Regions from separate parts of the Homo sapiens genome. Here region 1 is linked to region 2. Evidence: read pairs that join two places in POLR2A ChIA-PET (ENCODE). Cell type or tissue: HCT116. All regions are shown on one strand. Region 1 has its middle 2.6 kb from the start of EPX. Region 2 overlaps LPO (lactoperoxidase).

Region 1 (5,000 bases), 65 kb before region 2:
GGCTGGAGAAGTCCTCCAGGGCCTAGGAAGCCATGGAAGGATTTGGAGTTCCCTGTACTGCTGCTGAAGGAATATCATGAATAGACCCCACAGACTGTGACCCTGCCCACTAGGACCCTGGACGGGCTGGGCTCATCCCAGGACACCCATGAGCAATTCCTTCTCTACCTCCAGTGCTCTCCTCTTCCCTCTCCCTGGGAAACCAGAGTGTGTTGAAGGCGGGGTGGGGCAAGGGTATGGAAGGACACGAAAGCCTCCCAACTTGTCACTTAGCAAAGGTAATTAGACGGGACAAATGCCAGTACCAAGGACAGGGCAGAGGAAGCCACCCGTTCCAGGGCAGAAAATAAGGGGTTCGTCATCTATAGGAAGTTTACAAGAAATAACAACACAGATAAAAGGTCAGGCTGCTTACGATGATCACCATGCAGGGGCAAGTTTACATAATTTCAGAGCTCAAATCCTGCTCCCCAAAGAAATCTTGTGTTGGTCTAGATTCTAAACCATTGCTGTGATTACCATTGGGCTTAGTAATATGTGGAAGCTTCAAGTTAATGCACTTTTATTGCTTATCCTTTAAGAAGCACTGTCTTCCATGTGGAAGTTGGTTGGGAGAATTCCCAGTCATACAGTGGCTCGCTTGGCTGAGTATGTTCCCTCTGAGGATGGGCTGATGGCTCAGATTCCTCTGAGCGGTCTTTGGTGCAACGTGCGCCTCCTGCCCCTGTTAGCACTGTAGATTCTTGCATTTAAACAGCTCGTTCGATATAAACAATGATAGCACAGTGATTGTAAAGATGAGGAGACAGAACTTGATTTTTAAGTGCAAATTTTACTTCATACATGAAATATTGTACTGAATTTGAATAATTACTTTAAGATCTAATTTATTCTTCTAAGTTTGTAATTGTTCATTTTAAAACTAATGAATGGATCAAGAAGACAGAAAATGTAATGACATATTAAATATTAAAACTACAAATATGTATGTAGATTTCCCCTTTATTTAAAATGCATTCATGTAATTTAAAAGTATTAATTCATTATACTTTTCTTTTGTATATTATTTATTTGTTTATTTTGTTATGTCTCTACTGGCATGATTATACATAAAATTCACTAAAAGAGAACTTTTACATATTTCTTTGTTGGCCATTATTATGACTTGCTTCATTTAACGAGTATTACTAAAAATTATTTTGTTGTGTAGAGGAGGGGGTATCAAAAAATAATCTGTTCCCAGGCCAGGTGCAGTGGTTCACACCTGTTACCCCAGCACTTTGGGAGGCCGAGGCAGGCAGATTGCCTGAGGTCAGGAGTTTGAGACCAGCCTGGCCAACATGGCGAAAACCCATCTCTACTAAAAATACAAAAATTAGCTGGGCATGGTGGGGGGTGCCTGTAGTCCTAGCTACTTGGGAGGCTGAGGCAGGAGAACCACTTCAACCCAGGAGGCAGAGATTGCAGTGAGCCAAGATTGCGCCACTGCACTCAGCCTGTGTGACACAGCAAGACTCTCTCTCTCTCTCTATATATATATATGTGTGTGTGTGTGTGTGTGTACGTGTGTGTGTGTGTGTGTGTGTGTGTGTGTGTATATTTCCAGTGTCAGATACTCCAGGTTGCTACTGCACAACACTTAATGCTAAGGAAAATCTTGCCAATGAAATCCCAGTGGGCACGATGAAAAGCCCACGAGGGGGACACAGAGGGCAGGGGGCCCTTGCCTACACTCCTCTTCTTGTCCCTGCATGTGGTTGGCCCTGACCAGAGGGAGGAAAAAGCAGATGTCGACGTGGACCACTGTGAGACATGGCGAGCACCCTGCATGTCACCTGCCCCATAGTGGGGGCCAGAGCTGGAGAGGGTGGGTGGGGTCCAGGCTGGAAAGCCCCTGGAGAGGGGCTAGAGAGGTCTCTGTCACTTCATCACGTTCACTCCGTCTCCAGTGGCCCCGTATCTGGCACGCCCACTCTGACATGAGGAGGAGTGCTTGGAGAGCCTCGGTCTGAACAGCCCTAAACTTGGAGGCCTCCCTTCCAGGCGCCCAGCCCTGAAGGGTCTGCAAATCCCTTGCACTCACTGCCTCCACCCTTCAGGCCAATGGCAATTGCTGCCTTTGACAGACAGCCTCAAGGGACCTCAATAAAGGAAGCAACAATAGGGCAGAAAAACAAGGTATGTTCAACAACACTGTTGAGCGCCTGCTATGTGTCAGGAATGATGTCTGCGAGGTAGACTAGGAATGACCTCCATCTGACAGTGAGGAGGTGGGCTCAGAGGTTGAGGAGCCTGCCCAAGTGGATGACGGTGCTAGAATGGGGACCAAGTTCAGCTTGTAGCCACCTCCCTGTACTGCTCTCAAGGAGCTCCCGCCTGCTAAGTGCTGTGGCTATGGCACCAAGCCCAGCTTGTGGGGTGACTCAGAAATGGCTTCCCAGAGGGACCTGCTAGGAAGAGGAAGCTTCCGGCAGAATTAGGAGCTGCTTGGAAGGAGAGAAAAGGTGGGGGTTATATGTGGAAGGTTAGGATGATTGGAGCCTAGGGGCAGGGTCCTGTGGGGGAAACGTGGCAGAAAGTAGGCTAAGGAGACATCCAGAGCCAGAGTCCAGGAGAGCCAGGCAGCAGGCTCTCATCACCACCCCGAGCAACCAATAGGTCCAAATCCCCAAGAGATCAGCCACCATGGCAGGGCTGGGCTTAGAGCCTAGGTTTCTGTCTCAGGCTTGTCCCAATAACCCACGGCAGCCCATGGCTGTGGAGAAACCCTTGCACTGCTCACTATTGTTGAAGAACTAGAGTACCCTCTGCAGGGAGAGCAGAGCTCACTCTGAGTGCTGGGGACCCTGGAAGTACAGCAATCCAGGATACATGCACCCCATCCTGGCTCCAACCTGGGTTACATACACCCCACCCCAACTCCAACCTGGAGTATATGCATCCCATCCCAGCTCCAACCTGCGGTACATACATCCCACTCCAATTCTATCCTGGGTTACATACACCATACCCCAGCTCCAACCTGGAGTACATACATCCCACCCCAACTCCAACCAGGGGTACATACGCCCCACCCCGACTCCTACCTGGGGTATATACACCCCACTCCAACTCCAACCTGGGGTACATACATCCCACCCCAATTCTATCCTGGGTTACATACACCCCACCCCAACTCCAACCTGGGGTACATGCACCCCACCCTGCCTCCAACCTAGGGTACATACAGCCCACCCCAACTCCAACCTGGGTTACATACACCCTACTCTGGCTCCAAGCTATGGTACATACACCCCACCCTGGCTCCAACCTAGGGTACATACACCCTACTCCAACTCCAACCTGGGTTATATACACCCCACCCTGGCTCCAAGCTGTGGTACATACACCCCATCCAGCTCCAACCTGGGGTACATGCATTCCACCTGGCTCCACCCGGGGAGCACCTGGCTCCCTGAGGGCCGGGAGGTGACACACAGCTGAGGAGTGCTGTGTGATTTATATAATCTCTCTCCTCCATGAGGCTCCCTGTCCCCATCTCACAGGTTTGGAAACAGGTCCATGGAGGGGTGTGATTTACCCAGTCACTCAGTGGGTCAGCATCAAGGAACCCAGTGTGCTTTCAGCTCCTACACAGTGACTTCTACCCAGGCCCCCCGTCACAGGAGAGGGGCCTCCGCTAAAGATAAGGAGATAAGATTAGGAGGGCTCAGGCCATCAACTGGAGCTTGTGAAAGGGGTTGCCGAAGAGAGGTGGTTGTTTCAAGAGCAACGGTTGGGCTGGTAACATTGCTGTGGGAGGAGGAGGCTGTGGAAGGCACCGGGCAGGGTTTCGGTAGGGTGTGGGGGTGGGGGAGGAGAAAGGACACTTGGAACAGCCTCCCTGGGAGTCTGGAGCAGGCACGGGGTCCACACTGAAGAAGGAATGGACGTGTCCTCCTGAAGAAGGGGCGAGGACACGCAGGCTGCTGGCCACAGTGGTGGTGACTCTGGAACTGTCTCAGGGATGAGCATGTGCTCTCCAGGCAGCCGGGATGAGGTCAGAGGCAAAGGATGAACCTGGCTCATCCAGGGCAGGGAACTACAGGAGGAAGGCTTAGGTGCAGAGAGGGTGGGCCCTGGCAGAAGGCCGACTGGGATGCACTCTGCACTTAAGGTGGAAATGGAGGCGCACTTAAGGTGGAAATGGAGGCTCACCCAAGGTCACGAAGCTAGTGACAGGGCTGGATTCAATCCAGGCCAATCAGACCCTGGTGCAGCACACTGCCTCTAAAGAAGCTACTTCTCACCAAGCCCAATAGGAACTCATAATTGAAATCTACTTCTCAGAGTAAACCTACTACTGATTGGCACCTAAGAAACTCCAAGAGAATAAAGCCCATGGCGGGCGCTTACTTTTAGGCTCTGCAGCAGCTCACTGGGCTGGGTGTTTTACCTGTGACATCTCGCCATGTCCCCAAAATGGCCCCATGAGGGATTTCACTGCCAGGCCCTGCCTCAGTCACAGCCTCACACTCTCCCTGGCACCTTGGAGGGAGTGAGTAGGGCTAGGGGATAAGGAGAGGGGCCAAATCATTCATCACAGATCATTCATTCACTCAACAAACACCTGCTAAGCACATACTAAATGCTGGGCTTTGAGCTGGGTATGGGGGGTGTGTATAACAGTAAGGCAGATTCAGTTTCTGCCCTGTTGCAGGAGGAGAGGCACCCTTCCAATCATCTGGCCCAACTCTCATTCTAGGGATGTGAAAACTGAGGCCTGGAGAGGGAAAGTGGCTTGCCCAAGGCCATGCAGCCAGGCGGTGGCGACTGAGGTGCACCGCTCCTGTCAGCCAACAAATATCCATTGAGCGACACCTGTGTCCCAGGTGCTGCTCTGGGCCCTGGGAGAAGTGCATCAGTGGGCTTGGTAGTAGAGGGTAGGGATGGAGTGAAGGGTAGGCAGGAAGAATGTCCCCAGGCTGGTAGGAGGTGGGGTGGGGGGTTTCAGTCTCAAA
Region 2 (5,000 bases):
AATAAAAAGAAAGTGCCAGGCTTGGTGGCTCACGCCTGTAATCCCAGCACTTTGGGAGGCCGAGGCAGGCAGATCATGAGGTCACGAGATCGAGACCATCCTGGCTAACATGGTGAAACCCCGTCTCTTCTAAAAACACAAAAAATTAGCCGGGCGTGGTGGCACACCCCTGTAGTCCCAGCTACTCTGGAGGCTGAGGTAGAAGAATCACCTGAACCCAGGAGGCGGAGGTTGCAGTGAGCCGAGATCACGCCACTGCACTCCAGCCTGGGCAACAAAGCAAGACTCCATCTCAAAAAAAAAAAAAAAAAAAAAAAAAAGAAAGAAAGAAAGAAAAGAAAAGAAAAAGAAAATTCACACAATCCCACTACCCACCAATAATCATCGTTAACATTTTCATGCTTATTTTCCAGTATTTTTTCTATCACAGATACAGTTCTACATTGTTTTACATAATCGGGTCTTACTATAAATAATGCTCCAAAACCTGATGTCTTCACTTAATTTACTCCATGCCATTAACTGTTCTTCTATGACGTGATTTTTAATGGCTGCCTGGTATTTCATGACACATATTACCATCATTTATTTTCTCAATCCTACTTGGGGGAATTTAGTTATTTCAAGTTTTCCTGTGTTTTGTTGCTGTTGTTTAGGTAATGAACATCTTCATTGATAAATCTTTGTTCTCATTTTTAATACATTTATTAAGCTAATTTCCCAGAAGAGGAAGTTCTAGATGAAGAGGAATGTATATTTTTAAAGCTTTTTATAACCTGGGGACAAAATCCCCATTCCATTCAGCCTGTGCACGACCAAAGCCCTGCTAATTCTGTTCATTCCAGGTGCCCTCCTGGTCCTCTCTGTCTCCGGCTTCTAGAGGCCATCCCACCCTCAAACATCCTCTCTCTTTGGACAAACCCCCTGGCCACCCTGACATTGCAGAAGGCCAGCTCTTAGGCCAAGATACCTTTATAGATCTTTTGGATTTTGTGTTCACATATATCCCACAGCAATCCAGACACAAAACCGAGTTCTTTCTTGTTTTTCATAAAAATATGCACTCACACCAAGAATTTACAATTTTAAATAGATTTCCTGGCCTGGTGCAGTGGCTCATGCCTGTAATCCCAACACTTTGGGAGGCTTAGGTGGGAGGATTGCTTGAGGCCACAAGTTCGAGAACAGCCTGGGCAACATAGCAAGACCCCTGTCTCTACAAAAAATTTAAAAACTAGCAACACATGGTGGCACATGCCTGTAGTCCCAGCTACTCTGGAGGCTGAAACAGGAGGATCACTTGAGCCCACGAGGTTGAGGCTTCAGTTAGCCAAGATAATGCCATTGCACTCCAGCCTGGGCAACAGAGCAAGACTGTCCAGATAGATAGATAGATGATGATAGATATATAGATATATAGATATATAGATAGATAGATAGATAGATAGATAGATAGATAGATAGACTCTCCTAAAGATTAGAGGGCACAGGGAGAAGTCCTTTATCCCCTTATGAGACACCTGGTCTTTGGCCATTTAACTGTTCCCCCATCGTTACTCCTCTCTCCCTCCCACTACAGACCCCCATCTCCAGATTATTCTCCCTTTATTACCCAGAGGAACTCAGCCTTACCCAAGCTCCTCACCTCAAACCCGCATTCCTAAAACCTTCAAATTTGCTCTGTGAAGTAAAAAGCTCCTCATTCATTCGAAGCTCCCCTTCCTAGAAGGCGGTTGGGTTATAATTAGCAAAATGTTACTGTGTAGTTTGTCACCACTAGCCTTTGTCACAGTGCTGTGATAGGCTTTATTCTCATTTTCATAGGTAAGGAGACCGAGGCTCAGAAGTGTTAAGTAACTTGTCCAAGGTCACACAGCTAAAAAGTGTGTATATAGAACTGAGAGTCAAACCTATGATTCAGTACCCCCTCCCCATCCCTATTCACCTGACGGGAAGTAGGGCTTGTTGACGGGGCGGGGGGGGCGGGGCGCGGTCCTGTGGGGCACCATCATTTCTTTGTGCAGGTTACTGGGTCCTGGGGCTGTTAGGGAGAATCTACCTTCCTGCCTTCTGGGCTTTCAGGAGATTCTCGAGCCTCAGAGCATATTCTGCTGGCCACATCCCACACCCTCTTTCTCCGCGAGCATAACCGGCTGGCCAGAGAACTAAAGAGACTCAACCCTCAGTGGGATGGAGAGAAGCTCTACCAGGAAGCCCGGAAAATCCTGGGAGCCTTCGTGCAGGTAGGGAGTCCCAGGAGCACTGTCACCTGGTCCCACCTGGCTCCCACTCCTGGCTCTGCCCTCTGCTGGCTGCTGTGCCTCAGGCTCTCTCCTCTGTTCCCACACCTCCGTTTCCCCCGGCCCCTCTGCTGCTTCTCTCTTGTTGTCTCATTCTTTGAAATCCCCTTCCTTTCATTTCTTCAGCTTCTCTGTCTCAAAATGAATCTCTGGATTTGGAGTGTTGGAAAGTCACTTGTGCGTTGGTCCCTTCAGTGTGCCTGCCTGGGTGCCATTACTGGGACTGTAGGCTCCTTCACTCCCGGGACTGCTACATCGCAGTGATTTGGGTTATTTTGATTTGATTCTCTTCCTTTTTAATTGTCTACATCTACGCCCATCTCATGGGCATACTCAGCGGATACTGTTGATTGGCTGATCAACTAACTAGAAGAGATTTACAAAGGTTGATGTGTTGATATTAACCATGCACATATTTTTTAAACATTTTATTTTGAAATAATTATAGATTCTAATATATTGCAATAGGAGGGGGGTTTCAAAGGATGAGACAACAGGAGAGAAGCAGCAGAGAGGCCGGGGGAAGCAGAGGTTTGGGAACAGAGAAGGTAGCTGGAGGCGCAGCACCGAGCAGAGGGCAGAGCCAGGAGTGGGAGCCAGGCGGGCCCCAGTGGCAGGGCTCTTGGGCCTCCCTCCCTGCAGATTATTAGATTCTAAGAATTGTACAGGAAATTTTTAAAAATGTACAAGGAGGTCCCATGCACCCCTCACCCAGTCTCCTCCTTACATTAGCATGTAAGTGCTAATGTCTTACATAACCAAGATACACTGGCAAAACCAGGAAGTTAACAATGATATAAACCATAGAGCTTACTCAGATCTCACCAGTTATAAATGCAATCAACTGTGTGTGTGTATGTGTCTGCATAGCTCTATGCAGTTTTATCACAGATGTAGCTTCAAGTACTACCACAATAAAGACTCTTAACCGTACTGTCCCCTAAAACTCCCTCATGCTATCTCTTCATAGCCACATCCACCCTCACCCCTATATCCCTAACCCCTGACAAGCCCTGATCAGTTCTCCATCTCTATGTTATTTCACAGATGTTATATACATGGAATTATGCAACATGTATCCGAGATGGGCTTTTTTCATTAAGCATAATATCTTTGAGGCTCATCCATGCTGTTGTGTATATAAATATTTCATTCCTTTTTGTTGCTGAGTAGTATTCCATGGTATGAATGAACTACAATTTGTTTAACCATTCAACTTTTGAAGGGCATTTGGATAGTTTCCAGTTTTAGATTATTATGAATAAAGCTACTACAATCATTCAAACATAAGTTTCTGCATGAAAAGAAATGTTTATTTGTTTGAGATACATGCCTAAGAGTGCAATTGCTAGGTCACATGGTAAGTCCATTTTTAGGTGTTTTTTTTTTTTTTAATTTTTTAATTTTGTGGGTACATAGTAGGCGCCTATATGTATGGGGTACATTAGATGGCTTGATAAGGGCATACAATGTGAAATAAGCACATCGTGAAGAATGAGGTATCCTGCTGGGCACAGTGGCTCATGCCTGTAATCCCAGCACTTTGGGAGGCTGAGGTGAGCAGATCATAAGGTCAAGAGATCGAGACCATCCCGGCCAACATGGTGAAACCTTGTCTCTACTAAAAATACAAAAATTAGCTGGGTGTGGTGGCATGCGCCTGTAGTCCCAGCTACTCGGGAGGATGAGGCAGGAGAATCGCTTGAACCCAGGAGGTGGAGGTAGGAGGCGGAGGTTGCAGTGAGCCAGGATCACACCACTGCACTCCAGCCTGGGCAACAGAGTGAGACTCCCTTTCAAAAAAAAAAAAAAAAAGAATGAGGTATCCATCCTCTCAAGCATTTATACATTGAGTTGCAAACAATCCAGTTACACTCTTAAGTTATTTGAAAATGCACAATTAAGTTAAATTATTATTAACTATAGTCACCCTGTTGTGCTATCAAATAGTAGGTCTTACTCTTTTTTTTTTTTTTTTTTTTTTTTTGAGATAGAGTCTTGCTCTGTTGCCCAGGCTTCCTCAGCCTCCTGAGTAGCTGGGGTTTCAGGCACCTGCCACCACGTCCTGCTGATTTTTGTATTTTTAGTAGAGATAGGGTTTCACCGTGTTGGCCAGGCTGGTCTCAAACTCCTGACCTTAAGCGGTCCACCCACCTTGGCCTCCCAAAATGCTGAGATTACAGACATGAGCCACCGCGCCTGGCCATCATTCTATTTTTTGGTACCCACCAACCATCTCCACCTCCGCCCCCCACAGCCCCTCATTACCCTTCCAGGGATCTGGTAACCATCTTTCTACTTTCTATGTCCATGAGTTCAATTGTTTTGATATTTAAATCCCACAAATAAGTGAGAACATGCCATGTTTGTCTTTCTCTGCCTGGCATATTTCACGTAACATAATGATTTCCACTTCCATCCATGTTGTTACAATTGACTAGATTTCATTCTTTTTTATGGCTGAATAGTACACCATTGTGTATATGTATCACATTTTCTTTATCCATTCATCTGTTGATGGACACAAGTTGCTTTCAAATCTTAGCTATTGTAAACAGTGCTGTAACAAATGTAAGAGTGCGGATATCTCTTTGATATACTGATTTTATTTCTTTTGGGTATACACCCAGTAGTGAGATTGCTGGATCATATGGCAGCTCAATTTTTAGTTTTCTGAGGAATCTCCAAACTGTTCTCCAT

What was found. Peaks named below come from ENCODE experiments on the same cell type or tissue, not always from the same donor. Only the 100,000 strongest peaks of a DNase experiment are listed, where the experiment ranks them.
Region 1: POLR2A ChIA-PET joins it to region 2 with 6 read pairs; 2 of 35 experiments call an interaction of 5 or more read pairs at or near these places.

Annotation. Positions count from the first base shown.
Region 1 is chr17:58,187,603-58,192,602 of GRCh38, forward strand. No RefSeq gene overlaps it. Among named protein-coding and RNA genes, the nearest start is that of EPX, 2.6 kb to the right of the region's middle. In HCT116, no CTCF peak of the experiment used is centred here; a DNase peak (open chromatin) is centred at 2,409.
Region 2 is chr17:58,252,729-58,257,728 of GRCh38, forward strand. LPO (lactoperoxidase) reads left to right here. Exons shown (of 13, transcript NM_006151.3): 9 at 2,083-2,243. Among named protein-coding and RNA genes, the nearest start is that of LPO, 17 kb to the left of the region's middle. In HCT116, a CTCF peak has its summit at 2,336 (motif pointing left); a DNase peak (open chromatin) is centred at 2,283.